Regions from separate parts of the Homo sapiens genome. Here region 1 is linked to region 2. A link is a contact called in ENCODE Hi-C or POLR2A ChIA-PET data. All regions are on one chromosome and are shown on one strand. Each heading gives the region's core, a stretch centred on a gene start or an enhancer-like site at or near the end of the contact. The rest is flanking DNA. Distances are from core to core; before and after follow the strand shown. Region 1 overlaps C1orf21 (chromosome 1 open reading frame 21). Region 2 has its middle 88 kb from the start of C1orf21-DT.

The links. A loop is a pair of places that touch in the nucleus more often than their neighbours do. ChIA-PET counts read pairs that join two places held with the same protein, here RNA polymerase II (POLR2A). Pooled maps may share reads with other maps.
Region 1: a pooled map shows a loop between it and region 2 (3-fold over the local background). The contact joins two enhancer-like sites. A Hi-C loop is called at or near these places in 2 of 50 pooled maps. POLR2A ChIA-PET finds 5 or more read pairs at or near these places in 2 of 52 experiments (A673 and activated naive CD4-positive, alpha-beta T cell).

What each region holds. Positions count from the first base shown.
Region 1 is chr1:184,620,521-184,624,228 of GRCh38, reverse strand. C1orf21 (chromosome 1 open reading frame 21) reads right to left here. Exons shown (of 6, transcript NM_030806.4): 6 at 1-3,708. The region is part of intron 2 of LOC107985236 (a long non-coding RNA gene); the gene reads left to right. Among named protein-coding and RNA genes, the nearest start is that of EDEM3, 130 kb to the left of the region's middle. Within about 2 kb of position 1,548, at least 20 of the 41 ENCODE cell types and tissues checked have a DNase peak (open chromatin) inside an H3K27ac peak, as active enhancers do.
Region 2 is chr1:184,296,792-184,300,178 of GRCh38, reverse strand. No RefSeq gene overlaps it. Among named protein-coding and RNA genes, the nearest start is that of C1orf21-DT, 88 kb to the left of the region's middle. Within about 2 kb of position 1,543, at least 7 of the 41 ENCODE cell types and tissues checked have a DNase peak (open chromatin) inside an H3K27ac peak, as active enhancers do.

The sequences.
Region 1 (3,708 bases), core at 299-2,798, 320 kb before region 2:
AAGCCAGAGAGAGATTCTGGAAGGCAGATGCCCCCAGGGGTTGTTTTCACAGTGTTGCGAAGGGCATAGTCATAATAAAAAGAATTTGAAAAATACTTGAATGACATCTTTCCTTCTTTCAACATGGGCATTTATGTTGGATAGATGCATTCCACACTTAAGATCTATTATTTAGAACACGGGGGTAATAGATCTACTTCACAGGATTATCATGAGGATGACACAAAACAATTATAAAATGCCTAGCACAGTATCTGGCACAGAGTGAGTATAAATGACAAATATTAGCTCCTTTTTCCTCTTCTCCCAAGATTAGATTCCAGATAAGGTACAAGAGTCTCCTGAAAAACATGGCATAGCTTGTGAGTCCTAAGGTTTGTCCCAGAGGTATTCACTCATAAGCCTCATCTTTACCATAGTTTTTTGACCCCTTTCTAGAGACATACAAAAAGGTGACTGCCAAAGTCAAGGATACTATTCCCCCCTTGGAAAAATACATCCATTCATTGGCAAAAGGCAATTCATAGACCTCGTTCATGAAATTCCAAAAGGTTTATTGCAGGCACATGTGAGTGTGACAGCCGACTGCCTAACCCAGCCCCTCACAGGCACACTGGAGTCCAGGCATCCACCCATGACACCATGAGGCCAAAGTTCCTGCTTCGAGCCACCTTTTTATTATGCCCCTAAATACACATTCCCTCCCCACCAATCATGCCTTATTATTTTTTTTGGTTGGGGTTTTAAACAAGAAAAAGTCCAATCTCTGAGAGGTACGAAGACATAAAGCTCTGAGAATGCCTTCCAGCAGGGAAGTGTGGAAGGCAGATCTTATGTAAAATTATAGTGTGCAATCTAATATCCTTTTTCTTTAGGGGAGGCAGGAAGGAGAGAACTTTAGATACCAATTATTTTGCCTTTCATAAAGAACGTGTCAGAGTCCCGAAGTCTAAGATTCCAACTCAGTATTTTCTTGGATTAAGAATTTGAAAATATTTCTTCCTTTAAAACTCAACATGTTTAACAATGTTTCTTTTCTATGACTAGTAGAGATAGAACAATCTTAAATTCTTGCCCAGTGTCAAAGCAGGACTTGTAATCCACATGCCAACCTGCTTCACAGGCTATGAGGTAAAGTTTGTAAGAGGTATCATCTCTGTTTTTTAGCAGGCTTATGGAAGAGTCTTGCCCTAACAGAAAAACAGGGATGAGGCTGGGAAGAGGATAAAGTTATAGCAGGATAAAGTTATAAGAAGATAACAAAGCAGGATGACATCACATGGGACCAAGAAGGGGGCTGCATCATCCCTGGACCTGCTCCTGGGGGCTGTCGGATTGTGGGCGTGGCCGCTTTGGATGCCCAGGTGAGCCCTGACACAGAGGTGCTTCCTCACATTACAGTGAGGAGAGGATGGGGCCAGTACAAAGACTGAAGAACCAGCACTCCTCCTGGGTCCGTCTTTGCTAAGTTGAGTCATCCCAGCCCAGGCTCAGATGATGGGCACTGTGGACGGAGAGAGACCTGTCTTCCAGCAGGCTTCTGTGTGCGTGGCTGCTGCAGTTTCTGAGGGCTGACCCAGTTTTCTCATCTCTGGACTTTATACCTTCTTTGTCCCTAAATAGACCACAACACCACTCTGTGTTCTCTGCAAGCCTGGGGCTAGGAAGCATCGCTGAGGTAAAGGCCTTTTTTAAGGTTCTCTGCCAATAACAAACACGTCTTCAATTATGAGAGCAGTACTCCATGATCCTGAATCTCTGCCAACCAAAAGAAAGCTGTGCACACACTGCTGAACTTTTACAACTCTACAACTCAGAGGACATAAGGCATGTGTAAGCCAGCTGTAAATCTCGTTGACAGTCTTGCCCCACCCACTGGCCACTAGGCAGCTGGATTTCCAATTTCACCCCGGACACGGCCAGCCTATCAACCCTCTCTGCTTAATGCTCTCAGTTCATTTCTCATCATTTTTCTACCTCCACTCACCAGGCCACTTACCCTCCCTTCCTCCTTCCAGCTTCCTGAGCCCTACAGAGATAACAACTAGCAGAGTGCACCAGCACGTACATTGGATTATCCTTTTCATTGTGTCTGAGCCAATCTGCTTAATGTTCAGATACACGTGGGGAAAAAAAGGCAAAATATTTTTGTTTTAGATCCTTTCAGAAGGCACAAAAAAATAAAGTACAAACACGAATCACTTGACAATTTTATGATTAAAACCAACAAATGGAAAACAGACAGTGTTGGGTGTTGCTGACATAATCAAGCATTTCGTGCGGACCCACTCAACCACCCCATTTCTTGGATCTATTTCTGGATGTACCAAATGTGTCTGAAGATGAACTCACTTTCGCACATCAAAGATGTATCCAGTGTTAAACACCGGAGCCAGAACCCAGGTGAAAATCTGCTGGTTCAGGGCAACACCACTTCCGGCTTTATTAAACACTCAAAAGTCAGGTTCCCAAGAAACGCTTGGATCTATGCGCAAGTATAACATGTCAAAACTGTTAAATGTGACCATGAGAAAAATGACATGAGCATGTTTCATCTTTGGGTAGAGGGTGGTGGTTTTCTGGGAAGACACTGTCTGAGACACCGAGTAGAGAAGTCAAATGGAAGACGTTTAGCATGTGCTTAATTCTTGCTTGATAAGAACAAGAAATCCCGGAAAAGGTCACCCACAGAACGGTAAGCAAAGTCCCCAGTGAACAAGTTTGAGGTGGGGCTTAGCAGTTTGTTTACAGTTGTGGAAAACTGTTTTAGTCACTTGGCCAAAAACCATATGAGGGGAGGCAACCTGAAACCCTAGACTACTTGACTCTCCCTGCATTTTTCTGCTAGAAGCAGGATAAAAGGCCTAAAATTTTGGCTGCATCTCTATTTATGTAACAGCCACAGCTGCTCCCCAAAATAGCTGCTGTTGGCCAAAAGAATTACGGGATTTTGTTGCTAATATGTGAATCTATAGTCAATAGCACTCTGCTAAGTTTCCTTCCCTTCCCTTTTGCCGTCCCAGGTCTAAAAGGAGATAGGGAATCTCATTATTTGCACATCAATGGTGCCATCAGTTGGATGTGGATAGATTTTAAAATCGAGGCTCATCTTTTCGGCAAGAGCAAATTGACATAGAACATCTTAACTCTCCACCTTCTGCAGGCGGCAGTGTGGCTAATATTGAGGCCCTTCAAAGTCACAACTCCAAAAGAGAGGAACATACAGTGCTCCTGTGATTTTGTGGGACAAACCCAGACCCGGACTGCTGGCGTGGCATTTAATAGGATGCCCTCCCCTGAAAGTAACAAAGAGAACCCTCGTCAAAGCTATCAAACACATTAAAAAAATACAAAAGTTATTTTCTCCTTTTGATTGCTATTTACTTGTGACAATATTTGTTAAAAATATCACTTCTGTCTTTGAGAAGAGATCATTCTCTTCATATAGTATGGAAAAATAAACTCTGCTGAACACTCAGTCAACATTCCCCACCACTGCCAGGGGCTTTTGGCTTTCACATCTCCAAATACCATCATCAGCATAAAAGTATTATGTTTTTGAGTAGGCAAACACTTTTGCTATGTCTAGTGTGCTGGAAGTAAGAGAAAAAGGAAGTGGCAAGGCTCATGTAGCATTTTGAAGGGGGAGAGTTACAAAATAGGATGGTTTATTTGCTAACAAAATGAAAGGTAACAAGGTGGTTTCAG
Region 2 (3,387 bases), core at 294-2,793:
TTTCCTCTTCATTTGTAAAGTCAAGCTTTTCATTTTTTCATTAACCAGTACTTCTCTGGGCTATGTAATATAGAGAAGGCTTAGAGGAAATGAAATTTACAAGCAGCAAGGAACGACAAATTCAGGCACAGATCACTGGTGATGGAGGGACTTTAGCAGATGCTCAGCTCTCTTCCTCTACACTGGGCTGGCAGAGTTTGTGGGGCAGGGTGAGCCAGCAGGGCGGTTATGCCAAAGAGCAGGATAACTTTCTGAGGCAATTCCTGCTTCTCAGGAGTAATCATATAAACTTTAGCAGAAAAATCAAAGAAACTGGAAAAGGAAGTGATGTGCAGGATCCAGTACTGTGCTGCTTTTCTCCTCAGTACCAGTGCTATTGAACAGATCCTGTTTCTGTCTATGATATCAATGAGGCTATGGCTCCAGCTCCCAACTGTGCACCTGTTTTACGTATGTAGACAGGTGGTGATGCCATTTACTCTACCATTGTTAAGACCGCATCAGTGTTTCTATGTGGAATATTGGCTTAGTGAATGCCACTTAGTCAACAGGATGGCTGGGTTGATGTGCATTTTTCTGAGATGAACCAGGAGCCATGAAAAATGCACTAACCCCATAGTGAAAGTGTCTGTGCTACTAGATAAAAACAAGGAAGAAAATACTTTCCCCTGACTCAGAGCCCTGTTGGACAAATGCCTTCCAAGATGTGAAAGAGACTGTAAAATAGTCCTGGGTCCAGGAATGAAGAGTAAAGAAATAATACTATCATTTCTTTGTAGAGAATCAGCTGCTTTACACATATGCCATTTTGTTTATTAATCCATCTGAAAATTCCCTGGGGATTTTGAGCTGGCTCTTTGCCTGCAGATGAGTCTGTAACTCTGTGACAATTAACTGTAATGACTTCGAGACAGACTCTTCTCAATCACCGCCCAGTACTGGGCTGCCAAAAGCCATCTGCACCTGGGTGGCTGAGTAACAGCACCCCCATTTAATTTGGCTTTTCATGTGGAATCTACTGTCCTCTGTCTTAGCCGGAGAGCCAAGACGACTCTAAATTCCCTTCTGTGATGTGGAGTGGTAGGAAAGGAAGGGGGAGTATGTGGGAAAATCTGAGGGGCTCCCTTCTTTAAGACCAAGACACAAAAAGCCCCTCTATTCCTGACCACCTGGGCTCACCAGGCTCATTATGTGAAAGCTTAAGGGTTGACCAGGCAGTCAGAGGAATGCAGAGCATCAGAGAAGAGAGTTCCTATGTGGCCAGTTCCTGGTGCCCCCAGAGAGAGAGGCAGGAGACCTCTGGTAATTTTCCAGGCATTCAGCATGCACTGCAGTGCCCTTCACACAAGCACAGTGGCCAGGGAGCCAGATGGGCTCTATTTCAGGCAAAGTCAGAAAAGGGACCAGAGTCTGGACTCACTTAGCTCCATAGTCTTGCTGCTGGCCCTCTGTCTTTTGACACTGGATTTACCTTTCATTAGTCCCCAAAGGGAGGGCACATCCCAGCTGGGGCCTCTGGAAGCTGTGGACTTGCTGATTTGCACCCTTCTTGTGCATATTTTTATGTGGGCTGGGAACACAGATGGCTCCATCCAAGTTGCTGAAAACCCAGCTGGTTATTGCTGCACTAGAACGACCTGAGTTTGGGGATCTGAGTTTTCCCTGCCAGAGCCTTGGGCAAGTTGGGAAACATATTTGTCTTTGAATTAGAGCACAGGCGGATGAGGTCCAAGATGCTGCATCCCCACCGTGTCCTGTGTGCTGTGGGAAATAAAAGAAAAGCAACATTAAGCACAGCACATTACACACAGCACCCCTGCTCCCTTACATCCTTTTTTTTTTTTTTGAATTAGGCAGGTTAAAAATTGATTATGAAACAATATTATCATCTTCCTTTTTCTCCCACTTTTAAAACCAAACTTGTTCTATCCAATTCTAAGTAATGCTGAAATAGACTTTCATAAACTAAATTCACAAATCATATCAATCCAACATTTATTGGGCACCTACTTTATCCCAGGAATTATGCTAGGTACTGGAAATTTTAAAAATGAGTAACACATGGTCTCTATGATCTCATAGTCTAACTAGGAGAGATATGTGTAAAAGAAGATAGGCGTGAAAAAATATGTAAATGTTGTAATAAAGGTAGATATAAGAGTGGTTGGGAATATGAAGAGGGATATTTCTTTTGGGGGAACAGCAAGACCCAGACCTAGAGTAGCAATACTTAAGGGAAAATAAGACTTCATCTGGGGCATGAGGTGGGAGGGAGGGAAACTACCTCCGTGAAATACGGAGGCCTGCGTAGGACACTGATGGCTGCTCTACTGTGTCTAGTCTCACCAGCCCTTCCTTCTTAACTCTGATTTATTCGGGGATCTACCTCTATTCACTTGATTCAGGGGAAGTTGACCCTATCCCCGGCTGAGGGGCAGATCCCAATTAGTCCAAGATAAACACGGCAGTCACATTCCTGTGATTGATGGATTTAGAAATGGGTACATGATCAAATGCTGGCCAATGAGACATGAAGTCTCTTGGTTATCCAGGAAAGCTTCCCCTCTAAGAAAACAACATGTGAAGAGATAGTTGCCTTTCTTCCCACAGATGTTATCCTGTTTACTGCAATTAAGGGGGGTTTTCAGCTGCAGAGAGACATAGTTTGACTGTAGGTTTAGGGTAGCCAGAGCAGGAGGCATCACTGGGAAGTAGCTGGAAGTATCTGGGGAAGGACCTTGAGTTCGTCAAAGTTTCCATCTCCCAAGGTAAGCAGATGGGGTTATTCCCACAGTCATGGCCATGGCACAGTGACAACAAAACTGAACATCTTGACTCAAGGTGACCTTGTGCTAGAAAACAGGGTAGCCAGGTGAGGTGATACAGCTCTTAAGGACAGGGGTGGCTCATTTTAGTAAAGATTCTGCTAAAACGACACCCTCTATGGAAACTCTGAAGCTGTGTACCAGTCTTTTCAATCATGTCCATATACCTGAGTTGTAATCACTCATGATTGAAGTAAAGTGTGTAAAGTGTTTAGCGCAGTATCACAAATGTGGTAAGTGCTCGGTACACGTCAGTACCAGCATTATCACACACAGCAAAAAATCATTTCTGGAAGCTAAAGATAGCAGACTAATCTATAAAAATAATCCCAGGGAGATTTCTCTCTCCTCTGCCAGTTGGGAAGTTGGTTTGCCTAGTTGTATTTTGATTTCATTCCTAACAATTACCTTAGTCATCTCATAAGTTTTTCCTTGCACCCTTGGGACCATCGGGCCCATGACTCCAGCACCGCTCTAGCTGCAGGCTGCAGTTGGTCTTACTGATCCGAATTCTCAAATTTAGGTTGCTGATCCCACAAGCGTGAACTTCTTGGCTCTGTGT